Linked DNA regions of Homo sapiens: all the other regions are linked to region 1. The links are chromatin contacts, found by Hi-C in ENCODE. All regions are on one chromosome and are shown on one strand. The core of a region is the stretch at or near the end of the contact, and the rest is flanking DNA. Distances in the headings are between cores, read along the strand shown.

Region 1 (3,981 bases), core at 197-2,696:
GTGTGCCTGCGTGTGCATGAGTGTGAAAAACTGAGTGCACCTGTGCACGTGTGCAGATGCCTCATGTATGTGTGAAAATCTGCACATATATGCAGTGTGTATGTGCATGGGTGTACATACCTATGTGTGAATCGATGTGTGCAATGCATGTATACGCACGTGTGTACATGCAGGTGTGAGTGTATCTGTACATGCATGTGTATGCCTGGGTTTCAGTGGAAGCAGGGCTGCAAAGAGGAGAAACACTTAGACCCTGACACACAAGAGTTCTCATTTCGGTAGATGAGCTGGCTGTGTATGCAAAGAGGAGAATAGAGGACAAAGACAGGATCAGCATCGTAGCGCTGATGACGACAGCTCTGGACTCCTCTTGATGAGGGCTGTGGCACACATCGAGGGGAGCACTGCTGAAAACAACATAGAATGTGATTTGGACCCAGCATGCAATCTACAAAGGCCGTGCTGCCGACACGGGGCAGGATTTTGGTTGACAGGTTGGTGTTGGAGTGGAAGACCTTCTCCAAAGAGGCTTTCTTGAAATCACAAAAGGAAGGGATCCATGAAGGAGAAGCAGTGCCGAGAGGAAGGGCAGAGACCACAGAGTGCACCCGTGCACGTGTGCAAATGCCTCATGTGTGCGTGAATGCATGTGTGCGTGTGTAAAATGCACATATGCTTTTAGCTGCATGCGTGCGTGTGCAGATGCGTGTGAAAACCTGTGCACACCTGCAATGTATATGTATATGTGTATGCACGAGTGTGAATAGCCGTGTGCATGCGTGAGTGTATGTGTATGTGGATGAGCGTGGGAACCCTGAAGGGAGCCTCTCTGCAGTTTCTGGGACACAGGTTGTAGTTAACCTAGGACAAAAAGTCAGTAGAGTCCTTTATGGGCTGCTGATGAATGAGGCCTGCTACCAGGAAGGAATGGTTTTTTTGTTTTTGTTTTTGTTTTTTTTTTCCGACAGAGTCTTGCTCTGTCTCCCAGGCTGGAGTGCAGTGGGCCGATCTCAGCTCACTACAACCTCCGCTTCCCGGGTTCAAGCGATTCTCCTGCCTCAGCCTCCCGAGTAGCTGGGACGACAGGCATCCGCCACCACGCCTGGCGATTTTTTTTTTTTTTTTTTTTTTTTAGTAGAGACGGGGTTTTACCATATTGGGCAGGCTGGTCTTGAACTCCTGACCTTGTGATCCGCCCGCCTCGGCCTCCCAAAGTGCTGGGATTACAGGCGTGAGCCACCGCACCCGGCCAGGAAGGATTGTTTTGCACGCCAGGGTTTCTCTTTAGCTTATGATTTCTTCCACCAAATCTGTCCCAACCCTGCTGTGTCTGTCCCTACCAGCGGCTGCAGTGTGAGTGAATCCAGGCATGACTGCATGAACACCCAGCTTCCTGTTTGGTCACTTAGTAACCACTAGATGACGTTTACTGAGCTCTTAGCAGGCACATTCTAATCCCCGTAATTTTGTTTACTCGGTTGGAGGAGAAACATTGTCTCTTCTCCACTTTCCCAGCTGTAATGCAAACCTTAGCATACAAGAAACAGGCCGGGCGCGGTGGCTCACGCTTGTAATCCCAGCACTTTGGGAGGCCGAGGCGGGCGGATCACGAGGTCAGGAGATCGAGACCACGGTGAAACCCCGTCTCTACTAAAAATACAAAAAAAAAAAAAACAAAAAAAAAAAACCCGGCGCGGTTGGGGGCACCTGTGGTCCCAGCTACTCGGAGAGGCTGAGGCAGGAGAATGGTGTGAACCCGGGAGGCGGAGCTTGCAGTGAGCCGAGATTGCACCACTGCACTGCAGCCTGGGCGACAGAGCAAGACTCTGTCTCAATAAAAAAAAAATAAAAAAGAAACAGAAGGAGGCACGCTAAAAACTAAAAGTAGGAGGTTAAGGGAAGGGAGGAAAGAGAAAAACCAAAGGATGGGGGTGGGTTCAAACCACATTTTATGCCGCTGGATCGTGTTGTAATATTTCTACATGCTTGGGAATTACAGGCATGCATGGAATAGTATGCAACTGTGAAAAAGGAATGAGATCATGTCTTTTACAGGAATATGGATGGAGCTCGAGGCCATCACCCTTAGCAAACTAATGCAGTAACAGAAAATCAAATACTGCACTTTGTCACTTATAAGTGGGAGCTAGGCCGGGCGCGGTCACTCAGGCCTGTAATCCCAGCATTTTGGGAGGCCGAGGCAGGTGGATCACGAGGTCAGGAGTTTGAGAGCAGCTTGGCCAACATGGTGAAACCCTATCTCTACTAAAAATACAAAAATTAGCCGGGCGTGGTGGCAGGCACCTGTAATCCCAGCTACTGGGGAGGCTGAGGCAGAAGAATCATTTGAACCCGGGAGGCGGACGTTGCAGTGAGCCAAGATCACGCCATTGCACTCCAGCCTGGGCGACAGGGTGACACTCCGTCTCAAAAAAATAAAAAAATAAATAAGTGGGAGCTAAATGAGGAGAACTCATGAACACAAAGAAGGGAGCAAGAGACACCTCTACTTGAGGGTGGAGGGTGGGAGGAGGGAGAGGGGCAGAAAAGATAACTATTGGTACTGGGCTTAATACCTGGGTGATGGAATCATCTGTACAACAAACTGCGGTGACACAAATTGACCTACAACAAACCTGCACGTGTACCCCCAAACCTAAGATAAAAGTTTAAGGGAAAGAATGAAGCAAGCTAAACTTTAGACAACAATAACAGCAACAAGAAAAAGAAGTGACAGGTGTAATTACTTTCATTACTGCCTCAGCCACTTGTGGAAGCATTTTTCCGGTGTTGTGGTATTGTTACATTTTATGGACAACGTTTTTGTGACGATGGACAAACCTGAGCCCCAACACTTGAAAACAAAATTATGTTTTCAGGGCTGGGCGCGGTGGCTCACGCCTGTAATCCCAGCACTTTGGGAGGCCCACGTGGGTGAATGACAAGGTCAGGAGATTGAGACCATCCTGCCTAACGTGGTGAAACCCAGTCTCTACCAAAAATACAAAAGATTAGCCGGGCGTAATGGCTCACACCTGTAATCCCAGCACTTTGGGAGGCTGAGGTGGGCGGATCACGAGGTCAGGAGATCGAGACCATCCTGGCTAACACCGTGAAACCCAGTCTCTACTAAAAATACAAAAGATTAGTTGGGCATGGTGGCGGGTGCCTGCAGTCCCAGCTACTTGGGAGGCTGAGGCAGGAGAATGGCGTGAACCCAGGAGGCAGAGCTTGCAGTGAGCTGAGATCGCGCCACTGCCCTCCAGCCTGGGCGATAGAGTGAGACTCCATCTCAAAAAAAAAAGAAAAATTTGTTTTCAGATCAATTTTTTAAAAAAGAGCTGCCATTTATCAATGGCTTGTTATTGGCCTTAAATTTTGCTAGATACTTACACATATGATTTTACTTGATACCCGTGAACATTTTATGAGGAAAGTTTAATTTTACCCATTTTACAGATGAGAAAATGGGAATAACTGAGTTATTGGCACACGGTCACACACAACCACGGTTGACAGACCTCACGTATCACCTGTTTTTTTTTTTTTGTAAACAGTAATCCTGGTGCCATTTCTGTAATTATAAACATTAAATCAGTGCTTAGCATATTAATCTCGGCTCCCTCGGCTTCTCAAATTGCTGGAATTACAGGCATGAGCCACTGTGCCTGGCCGGTGTTTTCTTGTTAGTCTTTAAACATTCAACAGAGTACAGAGGGTATAATATGAAACTTTTGGTTTTATGTTTAACTTAAAAGGTAACTTTTGGACCATTTTAGATGCTGGAGGTCATGAACTCACAAAATATTTGTATAAAGAACAAGATAGAAAATATTTCAGGCTTTACAGAGCCCACCTAATTGGACGGTTATATACATCACCTGATTTTGTTTTTGTAAACAGTAATCATTTCTGATGCCATTTCCATAATTAACATTAAATCAGTGCTTAGTATATTAACAAAGTTGAACTTCTCAGCAT
Region 2 (3,684 bases), core at 575-3,074, 520 kb before region 1:
CAACGACTTGTTTGGGGCTTAGAGAATATAAGGCTTTCCACTCACTCTGCTCCAATGACCTGGAACGCCAGACCAGCCGGCAAATCTGTCCCTAGGGCTTCAAAATCCAGCCAAGCCCCTCACCAAGATTTACCACTGGGAACCCCTGAGTTATTTCGTGATGGAACTATAAAGGTCCCTGTGGCCCTGTCTCCCGTCTGCCTGTTCAGATGCCTCTGTTCTCCAGGAAACTGAATTCTTAGGCCACCAGCACTCCCTTGGATATATTTCCCTGACCCCAAGCCCACAGTAGGTGCAAAAGAAGGAAGGCAGGCATGAAGGATGAAGGAATGCATTCGCAGAGAGACAAGTGAAAAACCCGTTCATCTGCAGGTGCCTGGGGAACAAATGCAGCTGATAAAACCCTACAGAGCCATCCCGTCCGTGGTGACAGGTTGCCCGCAAGAAGGACATTTAGGAAGAAAAGGGAGAAACAGGAAGCTCTGCTTGGAACCTCCCCTGCAGGCTGGAAAGTCCTCCAAGTTTTCCTCTACGGAGCAGGCTTCATTATCTCTAATCTCTACCAAGTGAAAGCACAATTTCTAGGATACCCGGGACCCCTTTAAAGAGGGTGTAAATCCATTAGCAACTCCTCCCTAAAAATAGAGACCCGGCCTAGTCACCGCAGCTCTAGGCTGAGCTAGATCCTATCAACACAAATCGGGCCTCCTCCGTCCTCCCCAGGGCCGGGCGTTCCCGCGTCTCCTTCCTAAATACGTCCAGCCCTGATAAGGCCCGTCCTGAAGTCCACACTGCCCGCAAGCCGGTCTACTTAAAAGCCTGCCCATACGAAGAGCAAAAAATGCACTGACCATTGAAAAAAGAATTTATAACATGAAAAAAGAATTTATAACATACCACATCCGGCAGGGTCTCCGTTTCCGTTTCAAAGGGAGGGAAACAGAAAAACATGATTAAAGTAATAATTAGAAATAGGCCCGGTTTAGGGCGTGGGAGGGTGACCGTGGCTCTTTCTTCCCTGCCCACTTTTTCTGTTTTCCGAATTCTCCACCGCCGCAGATGGACAATTTGGTAAGCACACGTTTCTTTCTGCGCCCCGTGTTGCTTGGCGCACAGCACGCGCTGAAATTCCCGGAGCCCGCATCCACAGAGTATTTTTGAACATTTTCAGGGCTCAAAGTTTTTTTCTAACTTTTCCTTCCCTTCCCCCCACCACCCGGGTCTCAGGCTCCTAGCGATTCCAAATTTAGGCCCGGGACGCAGGGCGTGGCTGTGACAGGCAACTCCAGGGCGGCCTCCGCGCGCGGCCTGAAGACGCAGGTCCCCAAACCCTGGGGGTAGATAACGGGGTGGGGTGAGGGGCTCATGCAAAGGGAGAGAGATCTGTAAGAAGGTCCCCTAGATTGGGAAAAATCGGACGCACCTCTCCCAAGGCCGCCCCACATGTAAGAGTTTGCAACTCCGACAACAAACGCTGACTTTTCTCTCTGGAACGGCTCCAGGAAAAGCGTTGGGGAGAAAGTGGGCGCCTCCTCCGGGCCTGGGCCCCCGTGGGCACAGCGCGTCCTGCCGGGCAGGGAGGAGGCTCCGGGTGTCCCCGCGGGGCGCCCCCAACGCCGCATCTCAAGCGGATCCCCAGTCCCGGCCCGCGCCCTCCGCGTCCCCCAACCCGGATCCCTCCGCTCGCTCACCCGGGGCGGCGACCAGAACACCCAGCAGGCCGAAGAGCAGCAGCGCCAGCGCAGCCCCGCGGGCCATGGTGCGCCCAGAGCGCGCAGGGACGGTCCCGGAGTGCAGGGCGTGGGCGAAGGCGGCAGGACAGATACTCCCCCACGGGCCGGGTGGGGCGAAGCCCGGGGACTCGAAGGGGGCGGGTGAGGGGAGCGGCCCTGCAAGCTCAGCGCCGGCTGCGCCCGCCCCGCCCCGGCCTCCACGCGCGCACAGAAGGGGCGGGAACGCCGGGCCCGGGGAGGAGACAGAGGGGGTAGGCGGGCGGGGGTGGCCCAGGCAGCGCCGAGGGGAGTACGGTACACGCCCCGCCCCTTCTCAGGAAACTGCCCACGCCCCCTCACCCACCCACAGGGCCGTAGCCAGGGCGGCGCCGACCCGAAGCAAAGTGAACTACAACGTTCTCGGGAAAGTGCGGGTCCCTCCCGGTTTACAGCCCTCTGAATGCACGCCCGAGGGCGGCCCTTAACTGTAGTGGCACAAAACTGCCGCCCTTCTTGGAAACATAGAGCCCCCTCTCCCCACTCGCCCCTGCAGCCACTTCTCCGCCCCTCACCCCCTGGTCTCCAGTGGGAGCAAAAAAACAAACTTTCCCAGCAGCTCCCCTGCTCGGGAAAGTGCGGGTCCCTCCCTGTCTACAGCCTCCTAAATGCACGCCTGCAACTGTAGCGACACGAAACTGCCGCCCTTCTTGGAAACGTGTAGCCCCCCTCCCCACTCGCCCCTGCAGCCCCTTCTCCGCCCCTAGCAGGGACCCTCCCCTGCTCTGCAGTGGGAGCAGAGGAAACTCCCGGCTCCCCTGCTGGGAAAAGTATGGGGGCCCCTCCCCGCTGCTCACCTCAGGGAGTTCCCCAAGGGGAGCAAAGTGCAATCCTCTCCCTGCTCAGGAAGCCTAGGCCCCCGCTCCACAGGCAACCCCCGTCCCAAGTCCTTTCTAGAGCGTCCGAGCGCGGGGTGCGCAGCCGGGAGGGTGGCGGACGAACCCTTTGCGCCGGACCAAGGACAACCCTTGGAGTAGCCTCTGCGCTGGGGCAGTTTCTCCCCAGAATCCCCAGGACAAGGTTGGGAGTGGGGACTCCTGGTCACGGGAGTTAGTGAGGGGCAATAGGGAACGAGGTGCCTTCTATCTGGGGCACCTGGGCCCTAGTCCTGGTCATGGGCGACTCGCCTTCCAGTGGGCTTTGAGTTTAGACACCCTCCCGCGCCACTGGCCACAGCTGCAGTGCAGTTGTCGCCCTTCCCACACTTAACAATGTTATCTGTTAACACCTAAGCCTAAAATTGTATCCATTTTCCCGCAGGGTAGTGGAACAACTTTGCAGCCTGACAAATAACCCTGAATATTCTTGCATTCCACACTTCAAACTGTCCACGAAAAGAGTCAAACTAGGCCGGGCGCGGTGGCTCACGCCTGGAATCCCAGCGCTTTGGGAGACCGAGGCGGGTGGATCACCTGAGGTCAGGAATTGGAGACCAGCCTGACCAACAAGGTGAAACCCTGTCTCTTCTAAAATACAAAATTAGACGCGTGTGGTGGTGTGCACCTGTAGTCCCAGCTACTCAGGAGGCCGAGGCAAGAGAATCGCTTGAACCGGGGAGATGGAGGTTGCAGTGAGCCAAGATCAGGCCACTGCACTCCAGCCTGGGTGACAGAGCGAGACTCCGTCTCAAAAAAAAAGAAAGAAAAAAGAAAAAAAGAGAAAGGAGTCCAACTCTAACATATTTGAAGAGATTTATTCTGAGCCAAATATGAGTGACCATGGCCCATGACACAGCCCTCAGGAGGTCCCGAGAACGTGTCCTCAAGGTGGTCGGGGTGCAGCTTGGTGTTATACGTTTTAGGGAGGCATGAGACATCAATGAAATTTAAGAGACACATTGGTTTTGTCCAGAAAGGCGGGACAACCCAAAGCAGGAGGCTTCCAGCTTATAGGTAGATTTTAGAATTTTCTGATT
Region 3 (4,070 bases), core at 1,425-3,924, 720 kb after region 1:
AAGAGGAGACACAGACACAGAGAAACCCACGTAGAGACGGAGGCAGAGACTAGAGTGATGCGGCCACAAGCCCAGGGATGCCTGGAGCCCCCAGGAGCGGGAGAGGCAGGAAGGACCCTCCCCTAGAGCCTTCGGAGGGAGCGTGGCCCTGCCTATTCCTTGATTTCAGATGTCTGGGCTCCAGAGCTGTAATACAATTAAGTTTTGCTGTTTTAAGCCCCAGGGTTTTGAGTGACAGTTACCAGCAACCCCCACTGTAGGTCACTAAACCCTCCAGCTTTGCCTGTACCCGTGTAGGAAGAGGCAGCCTTCACTTCATCTTCTATAGAGAATTACTGTAATTTCCTTTGCTATTTTTCTTTATGTTTAATATCTCACCCGCAGCTGGGCCCGGTGGCTCACACCTGTAATCCCAGCACTTTGGGAGGCTGAGTCGGGTGGATCACCTGAGGTCAGGACTTCGAGACCAGCCTGGCCAACACAGCGAAACCCCATCTCTATTAAAAGTACAAAAATTAGCTCGATGTGATGGCAGGTGCCTGTAATCCTAGCTACTCAGGAGGCTGAGGCAGGAGAATCGCTTGAACCTGGGAGGCGGAGGTTGCAGTGAGCCGAGATTGCACCATTGCACTCCAGCCTGGGCGACACAGTGAGACTCGGTCTCAAAAAACAAAGAAAGAAACAAACAGAAAAGAAAGAAACAAACAAACAAAAACCTTCACCTGCATGGAGTTTATGTTATATGCAGTACAGTTTATAAACTTATGATTCCTTCTATCGCTTCAAAACGAAGAAAGTTACTTCTCCAAAATTCTGAAATGTGAATCTATGTGCTTTTTAAAATTTTTTTTCAAAAACTCACAATATTGAAAATCAGACATCACATGGTTTAGATGCTTTTTTCCTCTCTTTTATTTGGCTCTTCTGTGACTTCTCTGACTACAGTTTTTCGTTTTCTCCGTAATGTGTTGGACACCCTCGGATGTCATTCCACAGTTAACAAAATTAACTGTAGGATTCCATTTTCTGCATCTACACATCACTGGCATAGGCTCTGGGTATATTATTATTTTTGACATTTTATTTTAAAATCTTTTGAGTCACAAAGGCTGGGGAAACAGTGCCCGGAGTCTCCACGCCACGCTGGGTTTATGTGGAGCAGGTGCGGCTGGGCTCTGGGGTTTAAGAAAAATCCTCGCACAGCTCACGCGCGCCCCCTGCAGCCTGCGGCGCGCAAGGGACCCGCTGCCCTGGAGGTGGGCTCCGTTTAGGGAGGGAAGGCACAGCCGGGCGTCCCCCACCTCACAGCGCCCGCCCTGGTCCCATCCCTGCGCCCCCAGCACCGCGCCCCCAGGGGGTCCCCACGCCGCGCCCATCACCACGCCCGCGCGGATCCCCAGTGTCCACGCCCCTCCCACAAGGACCCCCACCTTCTCCACGCCCCTCCCACCAGGCACGCGGGGACCCCCCCCCCACCCATCTCCCCGCCCTTCCCACCCGGCCCGCGGGGACCCCCATATCCATACCCCTCCGAGCATTCTCGCGGGGACCCTCATCTCCAAACCCCTCCCACCATCCCCGCGGGGATCCCCATCTCCACGCCCCTCCCACCAGGCCCGTGGACACCCCCATCTCCACGCCCCTCCCACCAGGCCCGTGGACACCCCCATCTCCACGCCCCTCCCACCAGGCCCGTGGACACCCCCATCTCCACGCCCCTCCCACCAGGCCCGTGGACACCCCCATCTCCACGCCCCTCCCACCAGGCCCGTGGACACCCCCATCTCCACGCCCCTCCCACCAGGCCCGTGGACACCCCCATCTCCACTCCCCTCCCACCAGGCACGAGGACATCCCCATCCCCACGCCACTCGCACCGGGTCCGCGGGGAACCCCCTATCTCTACCTTCCCCGACGCGGCTCCCACAAGACCCCCATCTCTGCGCCGGGCCCCTCCACGTGCGGGTAAGAACCCCCCACCCCCACAACTGCCCACAACCGCAGCTGCGGAAACCCAGCATTTCCACTCCCCACGCCGCGCCTGCAAGGAACCCCAAGTATCCACGCCAGCCTTTCCTCCCCGGGACCCCGCAGCTGCCTGCGCCATTGCAGGTCTTGGCGCCGCAGGCGGGGTGGGGAGGGGCGGGGCGAGCGCCGGGGGCGGGGACGGGGCCCGGGAGGCGGAGCTGGGGGCGGTGCTTCACCAAGCGGCCGGGGCGGTGCCCGGGGGGGAGGCGGGCGGGGGTGTGGCCTGGGCGTGGCCTCACGGGGAGCTCAATGGCGGCGTGGCATGGGCGTGGCCTGGCGGAGAGGGCAAGGAGGTGTGGCCTGGGCGTGGCCTGGCGGAGCGGTCAATGGCGGCGTGACATGGGCGTGGCCTGGCGGAGAGGGCAATGGAGGTGTGGCCTGGGCGTGGCCTGACGGAGAGGGCAATGGAGGCGTGGTCTGGGCGTGGTCTCAGGGGAGATCAATGGGGCGTGACATGGGCGTGGCCTGGTGGAGAGGGCAATGGAGGTGTGGCCTGGGCGAGGCCTGACGGAGTGTTCAATGGAGGCGTGGCCTGGGCGCGGTCTCGCGGGGAGGCCACTGAAGGCGCGGACTGGGCGTGGCCTCGCGGAGGCGGGCGGGGGCGTGGCCTCGCGGAGGCGGGACTCTGGCCGCCTGTTTTTTTTGCAGCCGCGCTGCGCGCACCGCGGGCTCCGGGCTCAGAAGTGCGGACGCCCGGCTCCCGGCGTGGACGCCATGGTGCTGTGCCCGGTGATTGGGAAGCTGCTGCACAAGCGCGTGGTGCTGGCCAGCGCCTCCCCACGCCGTCAGGAGATCCTCAGCAACGCGGTACGGCCTGGGCCTGGGCGGGGCAGGGGACCGGGGACGGAGGGGCTGAACCCCGGAGGGCCCAGCGACTCAGGAACTCTAGGGATAGGGATGGGAGAGTGACCCGAGACCCTTAGGGATGGGGGAGGGGAGAGTGTCCCGGGACCTCCAGGGATAGGGTTGGGGAGAGTGACCCGGAACCTCTAGGGATGGGGGAGGGGAGAGTAACCCGGAACCCCCTAGGCATGGGGGTGGGGAGTGACCTGGGTCCCCATAGGGATGGGGGAGGGGATCGTAACCCGGGACCCCTAGGAATGGGGAGGGTAGAGTGACCCAGGACCGCTAGGGATGGGGACAGCAGAGTGACCCCGGAGCCCCATGGATGGGGATGAGGAGAGTAACCCGGGACCCCCAGGCATGGGGATGGGGAGAGTAACCCGGGACCTCCAGGGTTGGGGATGGGGAGAGTAAGCCGAGACCCCCCCTAGGGATGGGGGTGGGGGAGTAACCCGGGACCCCTAGGGATGGGGGAGAGGAGAGTAACCCGGGACCCCCAGGCATGGGGATGGGGAGAGTAAGCCGAGACCCCCAGGAATGGGGTTGGGGAGAATAACCCGGGACCCCTAGGGATGGGGTTGGGGAGAGTGACCCAGGACCCCCTAGGGATGGGGGAGGGGAGAGTAACCCGGGACCCCCCTAGGGGTGGGGGAGGGGAGAGAAACCCGGGACACCTTAGGGATGGGGTTGGAGAGAGTAACCTGTAACCTGGGACCCCCTAGCGATGGGGGTGGGGAGAGTAACCCAGGACGCCCTAGGCATGTGGTTGGGGAGAGTGACCCGGGACCCCCTAGGGATGGGGAGGGAGGAGTGACCCAGGACCGCTAGGGATGGGGACAGCAGAGTGACCCCGGAGCCCCATGGATGGGGATGGGGAGAGTAACCCGGGACCCCCAGGCATGGGGATGGGGAGAGTAACCCGGGACCTCCAGGGTTGGGGATAGGGAGAGTAAGCCGAGACCCCCCTAGGGATGGGGGTGGGGAGAGTAACCCGGGACCCCTAGGGATGGGGGAGAGGAGAGTAACCCGGGACCCCTAGGAATGGGGAGGTCAAGTGACCCGGGACCCCCCTAGGGATGGGGGTGGGGAGAGTGACCCGAAACCCCTAGGCATGGGGTTGCAGGGAGTGACCCAGAACCCCCTAGGAATGGGGATGGGAGAGTAACCTGGGACCCCCTAGGGATGGGGGAGGGGAGAGT

The links. Hi-C counts contacts between places; a loop is a spot of excess contacts on that map. Pooled maps may share reads with other maps.
Region 2: a loop to region 1 is called in a map with no recorded cell type, with 7 times the contacts of the local background. The contact joins the promoter of CD99 here to the enhancer-like site in region 1. A Hi-C loop is called at or near these places in 13 of 37 single-sample maps with no recorded cell type and 5 of 50 pooled maps.
Region 3: a loop to region 1 is called in a map of B cell, with 28 times the contacts of the local background. The contact joins the promoter of ASMTL here to the enhancer-like site in region 1. A Hi-C loop is called at or near these places in 1 of 168 maps with a recorded cell type or tissue (B cell), 21 of 37 single-sample maps with no recorded cell type and 6 of 50 pooled maps.

Annotation. Positions count from the first base shown.
Region 1 is chrX:2,172,281-2,176,261 of GRCh38, reverse strand. No RefSeq gene overlaps it. Among named protein-coding and RNA genes, the nearest start is that of DHRSX, 330 kb to the left of the region's middle. Within about 2 kb of position 1,446, at least 2 of the 41 ENCODE cell types and tissues checked have a DNase peak (open chromatin) inside an H3K27ac peak, as active enhancers do.
Region 2 is chrX:2,689,435-2,693,118 of GRCh38, reverse strand. It overlaps CD99 (CD99 molecule (Xg blood group)), which reads right to left and starts at 1,824. Exons shown (of 10, transcript NM_002414.5): 1 at 1,692-1,824. The coding sequence starts at 1,758.
Region 3 is chrX:1,451,513-1,455,582 of GRCh38, reverse strand. ASMTL (acetylserotonin O-methyltransferase like) reads left to right here and starts at 2,674. Exons shown (of 13, transcript NM_004192.4): 1 at 2,674-2,835. The coding sequence starts at 2,743.